Regions from separate parts of the Homo sapiens genome. Here region 1 is linked to region 2. A link is a loop called in an ENCODE intact Hi-C map of the cell type or tissue named here. Cell type or tissue: endothelial cell of umbilical vein. All regions are shown on one strand. Each heading gives the region's core, and the rest is flanking DNA. Links, peaks and the distances in the headings are about the cores only. Region 1 holds the start of LOC105370344 (a long non-coding RNA gene). Region 2 overlaps LOC107984606 (a long non-coding RNA gene).

Evidence for each region. A loop is a pair of places that touch in the nucleus more often than their neighbours do. Peaks named below come from ENCODE experiments on the same cell type or tissue, not always from the same donor. Only the 100,000 strongest peaks of a DNase experiment are listed, where the experiment ranks them.
Region 1: it touches region 2 in a loop (2.5-fold over the local background); 1 of 110 quality-filtered maps calls a loop at or near these places.

What each region holds. Positions count from the first base shown.
Region 1 is chr13:105,409,129-105,413,537 of GRCh38, forward strand. LOC105370344 (a long non-coding RNA gene) reads left to right here and starts at 1,688. Exons shown (of 2, transcript XR_931697.2): 1 at 1,688-1,769. In endothelial cell of umbilical vein, for the core only: a CTCF peak has its summit at 1,673 (motif pointing right); a DNase peak (open chromatin) is centred at 1,683.
Region 2 is chr13:104,771,909-104,776,317 of GRCh38, forward strand. All of the region lies in intron 3 of LOC107984606 (a long non-coding RNA gene), which reads right to left. Among named protein-coding and RNA genes, the nearest start is that of DAOA, 690 kb to the right of the region's middle. In endothelial cell of umbilical vein, for the core only: a CTCF peak has its summit at 1,958 (motif pointing right); a DNase peak (open chromatin) is centred at 1,973.

The sequences.
Region 1 (4,409 bases), core at 104-4,103, 640 kb after region 2:
TGATATTCTTTCCCCAGTGTATATATGTCTATATATCATGCAGGGAAAAAAAAAAAAAACTCACAAAATCTTACATTCAGTTTTAGGTAGCTTGCAGTCCTGCGAGGTCACTGAAGAATAACAGGTTAAGAACAATGGACTTAATTCTGAGAGAAATAATGTATTAGGATTCCATTCCAATCCAATCCTTTCCATTACAAAAGTTAGGTTATAGATACGTTTACTTTTCCTTTTTAAATTCCATTAACTGTCACAAAAGCATAGCGTTCAGGAGGACAATCACAATTGGTAGCACTAGTCTATATTCTAAAATGCAATTGTAGTCTTTAACTTTCAAGTAGGGTTTCTTTTAACATGTTTGCTTCCCAAAACAGGTCACTCATTGGATTGGGCCCTGTAAAGGAGAGAAATTGATAAGCACTATAACCTAACAAGGACAGTGGAGGGTTCTTCTAATGGTGCTCTGTCAGGAAGCTGGGCTCTTCTCACTTAGAAAGCAGTGTGTTCTTATAAGCAAAGAAATGACCTCTCCCATCACTCAGTTACTAAGAGGCCACAACACCTATTCGACCTAGCATCTATTTAAAGGAAATAACTGAAGCAAGACTAAGGCATTTCAGCTACCGATGTGAGCAGCAAGCTAGGGAGTGCAGGCACTGCCACTGACTCTGGGGTTCACAAGTCTCCTGTACCCTGAGGAGCGAAAGCTCTCCCAGAGTGAACATAATAAAAACTCCTCAAAATATGTACGTAGAATACTGTCATGATCTATAGGCAAGAAGAGGGCATGTTAGAGAAGATTCGGAAGAAAATATATATAAGGATGTGTGTGTGCATCATGAAGCCATATAAAATAACCATAAGAAACATGAGGATTTTCAGAGACAATGAGGAAGAATCTCCCATGTGTAAGAAAACAAGAAAAGGACAATTGATAAAGCAACTCAGAGAAAGTTTTAGAATCTAGAGCAGCAGTTATCCAGTTATGGTGCTCAGGCAGGTCTCTGGGTGTCCCAATACACTTTTAGGGGGACTCTGGAGCCAAAACTATATTTATTGCCATAATATTAAGAAACGTTTACGCCTGTAATCCCAACACTTTGAGAGGCCGAATTGGGCGGATCACGAGGTAAAGAGATGCAGACCATCCTGTCCAACATGGTGAAACCCTGTCTCTACTAAAAATACAAAAATTAGCCGGGCGTGGCGGCGGGCGCCTGTAGTCCCAGCTACACTACTCGGGAGGGAGGCTGAAGCAGGAGAATGGCGGGAACCCGGGAGGCGGAGCTTGTGGTGAGCCGAGATCACGCCACTGCACTCCAGCCTTGGCGCCAGAGAGAGACTCCATCTCAAAAAAAACAAAACAAAACGAAATGTATTTGTCTTTTTCACTGTGCTAACATTGCATAAGGGGAGCAAAACTAGTGGCGCATCAATGGCGAAAGTGCAGATGAAGAATCGAGGAGCTACCGCACTAGGTGCCACTGAAGTCTTCACTGCTACACACCCAGTGTAAACAAACAACCAAAAACGATGCTGCTTTTAGTTAAGCACGTCCTTGATGAAGCAGCGAAAAGTGTTCATTATGTGGAATTTCCATCCTGAGTACATGCCTTTTTCACATCCTCAGATGAAATCCAGCACTTCTGCTGCACGGCAGCGTGACAGTTGACGGCAGGGGGCGCTCATGCGGTCGTTGGAGTGAGAGTTCGCTGCCTACTTTTTGGTAGCTCTTCGCTTCTAATTGAGAGAATGACTGACAAACCATGGTAATTCATAAGTAGGCATTTGGCAGACTTTTCTTTTTCAAACATGAACAAAGTGACCCTAAGGGAAACATCTGACAGTACTTGTTATTCATTATAAAATTCTAGCTTTCAAGTGAAAAGCAGAATTTCGGAAAACGTGTGTGTGCCACCATTAGCTTGGCAGCTTACGGCTTCCACACTTAAAACTCCTTTTGAGAACAGTGGTGGTATTAACAAGTGTTATTTGTATCATAAAATGTATCAACAATTGGAAAATCTGCAAAGCTTCATGAACAAACCTTTTCCAAATGACCAATGCAAAATTCTGCAAAATCACTTTTGATTAAAAGATCTCTTCAAAGTGAAAGAACGACCAATCAATTTTAATGTAACAGGTTATAAGAATTTCACTGATACAGTTCCGGATTACACATTGCAACAAACATGTAAGAAATTACCACTTGTTTAGTGCTGATGTAGTTATCTATCTATCATCTATCTATCTATCTGTACACATATATATACACACACATATATATACATATATATTCACAATTTTCTGAAAAGGTAATTGAAATACTCCTCTCTTTTCCATATCCGTGCAAGGCAAAATTTCCTTCATACATTTTAACCAAAACAAGAGCCTGCAATAGACTAAATGCTGGAGCAGATGTAAAAATCTGAAAATCTTCTCTTCAGTCAGATGTCAAAATATTTGCAAAAATATGAAATAATTTTACTCTTCTCTAAAATGTTTCTAATAGAAAATATTTTAATACATGCATTATTTATATTAAAATAGTTTATTATTTCAACACATGCTTAAAATATTTTTCTCAGTTTAATATCTAATAAAGTGAATATTGATGGATGTATCCTATATAAAAAATAGTTCTTTGGGGTCCTCAATAATTTTCAAGAGTATAAAAGTGTCCTGAAATAAAAATGTTTTCAAATCATTGATCTTTTCTAGAAGAAGCATGTCTCTCTTAATTATTGTTAAATTATTTGAACCTAGGACAGTGCCCAGCACAAGTAGTTGCAGAATGAATATTCAATAAAGGCAGGAATTAAACATGTATTCAATCTTAACTGACTATAAAATTGCTAGTAATAATTTAACAAGACATTGTTTATAAAAGCTAAATGCATACTTGTGTATATCTACAAATATATATAGTCAACTCTTCAGGTTGTTTTACTTTAGCATTTTTACTGACATATTTTTCACATAAGCAAAATTCACCAGTTACAAGAGTATATGTTAGTGTTTTGTTTGTTTGTTTTAGTATATTCACTATGCTCTGCAACAATAAATATGAAATCCAGAATTTTCTGATAACCCAAAAAGAAACCCTGTACATGTTAGCTGTTAATGGAAATCTCCCGCCAGCCACTGGCAACCACTAATCTATTTTATGCCTCTGTGCCTTTACTTGTTCTGAACATTTCTTCTGTATGGAATCATACATTATGTGGTCTTTCGTGTCAGACTTGTTTCACTTAGCATAATATTTTCAAGGTTCATCATGTAGTATGTAACACTACCGCATTCCTTTTTATGATGGAATAATATTCTATTGTATGAATATAATGGACATGTGCCTTTTTTCTTCTTTTACCTATAATGAATATGCTGCTAGGAATATTGGTGTATAGTTTTGTGAGATAATTTGTCTTACTTCAGATATGGCTTTGTTGTGTCCCCACCCAAATTTCATCTTGAATTGTGGTTACCATACTTCCCACATGTGGAAAGGACATGGTGGGAGATAATTGAATCATGGGGGTGGTTTTCTCCATACTGTTCTCATGGTAGTGAATAAGTCTGATGAGATCTCAATGGTTTTATAAGGGCAAAGCCCCTTTCACTTGGCTCTCATCCTCTCTTGCTGGCTGCCATGTAAGACATGTCTTTCACCTTCTGCTGTGATTGTGAGTGAGGCCTCCTCAGCCACGTGGAACTGGGAGTCCATTAAACCTCTTTTATGTTATAAATTACCCAGCCCCGGGGATGTGTTTATCAGCAGTGTGAAAATGGACTAACACACTTCTCTCAGGCATTTACCTAGCTGCGGAATTGCTGGGTCATATGGTAATTCTATGTTTAACTTGTTGAGGAACTGAAAACATTTCTTTTTTCATAGTGGCTGTACCATGTTTCATTCCTACTAGCAATGTATGAGGATTCCGATTACTCTACATCCACACCAATAGTTGTTTTGTTTCTGTTTGCTTATTTTTTAATTATAGCCACCTAGTAGGTGCAAAGTGCTATTTCATTGTAGGTTTGATTTGCATTCTCTAATGACTAATGCTAGTATCTTTTCACTGCTTATTGGCCATTTGTGTATCTTCTCTGGGGAATAGCTTAATATTGAACTTTGTTCATCTTTTAATTGAATTGTGTTTTTACTGCTGATTTGTAAGAGTTCTTGAAGCATTCTAGATACTTAATACTTGTCAGACATATGTTTGCAAATATTTTCTCCTATTCTGTTACTTGCTTTTCATTTTCTTGATAGTATCCTTTAATGCATAAAAGTTTTTAATTTTGATAAAATCTAATTTATCGATTTTCCTTTGGTTGCTTGTGCTTTTGGCATCATATATAAGAACTCATTCCCTAATAAAAACTTTTGCATATTTTCACCTATGTTT
Region 2 (4,409 bases), core at 111-4,110:
ACTAGTTTTACTATCTAAATGACCAGTTGAAGTCCTCATTAATCAGACTTATTGAGTATTTGTGAAGTTTTCAATTTACACTACATGAAAAGTTTGTTATGTTGTATAAGAATGAAGTACAAAATGTATCAAATTACATAAATAAAGGGAAGTCTCATCTGAAATATATCAGAAAACAATGTGAAATTTTTTACAACTATCTTCAGATTGAAATTTGAATCAGAACGATCAATTCACAAACCACAATAGATTGGCCTATCAACCTTAATCTTAGCACCATACATTTTCTTTAAACAGGCAATTTACAAAATAGTGATAATTATTTAAGTAAACAACTTAGGCAACTTAAGTTTAAGTAAATAACTATCCCTATTTTATTGGAAGAATATTAAGGTACACAATTACTGAAAAGCAGATATCAGGCATATAGGTTTTCTGGGTGACAATATAATGAAGCAGGGAGTCTGGCCATTCAATCAAAATAAACAATTAAAACTTACCCTGTATGTCTAAATTTTAAACATTTTTCCAGAGGTATCCCTAATAAAAATGGAGTCTTTACATTTGACTGAAGTTATTCATTTATGGTGAATTCTCTATACTATTTTATTTTGAAGACAGTCTAAACAGCCCTTTCAAATATTTTGCCCTTATTTGAGCTTGTTTTCATTATTGTTCAAGTCTACTAAGTGTTGCTTTCTACAGTCCTTAATGAAAAGTTCTATTAGTTGTCATCGGTTACCCTACTTCTGGTGTTCACAGAGTCGTCAAATAGGTATGTTCTCCATGTGCGGTAAAACTAATAGAGTAACTTTACTGTGACAAAGATAGGATGCTAAAGATCTATGTGTAGATTTAGATAAATCCATTCATTAACTGTAACTTAAATATATACATCTACACATATATATAATCTATTACTTAAATAATCCATGATTTTTGCAATATAAAGGAAACTGAATAAATCACATGTAAAATAACTTTGACATTTTCACTTTGTAAGACATTTTTCTCCAAATATTATATGTTCATATAAGTTAAATAGCACTTTTTGGATATTCTAATATCAAAAATGGAGTAATCACCTTACATTTGAAGACACAGAGTATGTGGGTATAAATTGCCCCTAATAGCTCTGTGTATTTAAAATAGAATTGGCATAGAAGGTTTCTGATTTCTTTTGGAAACAATTTCAAAATTGCCCAATTTTCAGGGATTCTTGAATTTTTTTACACAATTCAGTTAAAGTTTTCTTATATCATTATGTTATAAAGCATAAAAATGTAATAATCCCTGGGAGGTTCTCATACAAGCTAAAATATTACCAGTAACTGCCTCTGCTCTAACTCTATTTCCACTCACCTTCCCACAAACCAAAGCTCTTATGCTGAATTTCGTATTTATTACTAACATGTTAATATATAACATGGCTTAATTACTAATATGTGTAAGGATAAGCAATATATTGTTTTCTTTTGCTTGCTTTGTATCACAAAAATATTATGCTGTACTTCCTCTTCTAGGGTCATATTAATTGATCAATAAATAGAAAATTAAAATGAAAAGAAAGCAATAAAAAAAACCAAGCACTCAGAAGGCATTTCCATATACATCCTCAATGACTTTCTCTGAAATGTAATACTATTCCAATTCTACCTACAGAGATTATCATCTTTACCTCTTTGTGATATTTATATAAATGAAATTATTAAGCATATACTCTCCTGTGCATGGTTTCCTTTATTCCATTTTAAATTTATAATATTCAAGTCGCTTCATACAGCATCACATCATTCTTAATTATTGCTGTACAGCATATTCCATTGACCCTGTTACCAGTCTATCAATTTTCAGCTCCAAATGGACCCTTCTCTCTGCTTTGTAACACTTTGACTGCTGGGCTCTGTTGAAATTTTTCTTTTACTAACTGATCTATTAGGCTTTGTCAATAGAGGGCACTAGAGAGGCTTCTAATACCATTGCAGGAGGAAAGAGCTTTCTTTCCTGCCTCCAGGGTACTGTTCGTGCAAAAAAACAAAACAAACAAAAAAAAAAAACCAGGAGATGAGGCATAAGTAATTCAGTAGTTCTCATCTAAGCAGCCCTTGTGGATCAACCCTGGCCAGCATTCTGTACCAGCTTTTTAACCACCAGCTGAGTGCGTGTTTCTGTGACAGCCACACACACCTTCTCCAAAGGATTTGAATCTAAGCCTTGGGGAGGTAGGGAACTAGGCATTTCTGGTGTTTTAAGTTCTTCCTTTGTTCACGCTCCTTAAAATAGGTGGTAGCTACTTTCTGCTGTTGCAAATTTTCTACCTGTTAGAGTTCTATTTTGACCCTCTTATGACTTAACCACATTAGTACTTGTGAACATTATTTCTATTAAATTTTTCCTGTTCAAATTACTTGTGTGGGACTTGCACTTCCTGCCAAGATGGAATAAACAGGATAAGATTCATGCCCCCACCAATAACAACAAAAACAAAAATCAGACAAAAATATACAGAAGACTAGTTTCAAAATACTCAAAATTCAGCAATGAAAGGCCTAATTATAATATATTTCCTGAGAGACAGAAAATAAAAAAAAAATGAGGAGGATTCTATTCACTTCCCCACCTTTTTTCCTCAAGAGAATTTCAAGGTGGTGACTTACAGAGGGGAAACTCAGGAACAGCCCAGAAGATTCCCTAAAATGAAGAGACTGGAACTGAGAGTCATGGGGCCCCAAAGTAGGTAGAGTTCTCAGGACACAGTGGAAGAGAGAGAGAGAAATCTGGGGATATGCAGAAATACTTTGAATGTTCATGAAAGTGCTGATTAGCACATTCATGTGAGCAAAGTATGTAGGTCTGAGAAAGAACCACACAAAAAGCTGAAATCAAACATTGCCCAGTATGCACACAAGGGCAGGCGTAGAGCCTCTTCCAGAAACTCCGCTGTAAAACCTCAATCCAAAGCATGTTGAGTATAGTACCCGAGAATTTCTTCCCACTTTAAAGTGCAGAATTAACCCTTGATGTAACTCTACTTCAGAACCATGTAACAAACCATAAAAGCAAGACCCAAATAAGTCACACTGTCTCCACTAACAGCATGGCAGAACAAAGTGCAAGAAGTTCAGCAGGATCTCTTCAGATGCCAGTAAACACAAACATTCAGTACTCAACACAATGAAGTCAAGTGTCAGGCATCCAATCAAAGATGATCACACATGCAACAAAGCAAGAAAATAAAATGAATGGGGGATTCAATCAATTGAATTCACTCAAAACTGACACTGATGTTAGAAACGGCAAACAAAGACATTAGGGCGGTTCTTATAATTGCATTTTGTATATTCACAATGTTAGGCAGACACTTGGAAGACACAAGAGAGGCAAAAGTCAAACTTCTAGAGGTGAAAGCTATAATGTCTGAAAAGTAAAATTGACTGGTTGTAACTAACAGCAGATTGGATATTACAGAAGAGAATATTAGTAAATTTAAAGACATAACAAAAATTACTATAAAAAAATAAGCAACAGGCAGAGAGCAGTGGCTCACGCCTGTAATCCCAGCACTTTGGGAGCCGAGGCAGGCAGATCGTCTGAGGTCAGGAGTTCAAGACCAGCCTGGCCAACATGGTAAAACCCCATCTCTAATAAATATACAAAAAAGTAGCCGGGCATGGTGGTGCGTGCCTGTAATCCCAGCTACTGGGGAGGCTGAGGCACGAGAATTGCTTGAATCCGGGAGGCAGAGGTTGCAGTGAGCCGAGATCATGCCACTGTACTCCAGCCTGGGTGACAGAGTGAGACTCTATCTAAAAAAAAAAAAGCCCAGAAGAAAATGATCGTAAAAAGGAGTGTCAATGAACTGTGGGTGAACTTCAAGCAATCTATTGATATCATATGCACAATTGGATTTTCACAAGGCAGGGGGGAAGCCAGGCCCAACAAATATTTGAAGAAATGATGGTTAAAAAGGTTTCAAACTTGGTGCAAACTACAAACCCAGAGATGCAAGAGTCTTGAGAATCCCCAAGCACAAGAAGCAGAAGAAAACTGTATATCACAATCAAATTACTGAAAACAAGTTGTACAGAATCTTAAAAAGCAGAAGAGAAAAAGACATGCTATATACAGAGAAACAAAGATAGGGATTAGAGTAGATCATAAACAATGCGAGTGGGCAAATAGTGGAACAACATTTTTAATGTTTTAAATGAAACCTAAAACCCAGAAGCCCATGAACAGCAGAAATAGATTTCAAACATGAGGTGAAATAAAGACATTTTCAGACATATAAACCTGAAAAATTAGTGTCATCACACCTGCTCTATAAGAAATGTTGTCTTTGTTTTTTATTTCTTTTTTCTGTTTTTGTTTTGTTTTGTTTTGTTTTGTTTGAGACAGGTTCTCACTCT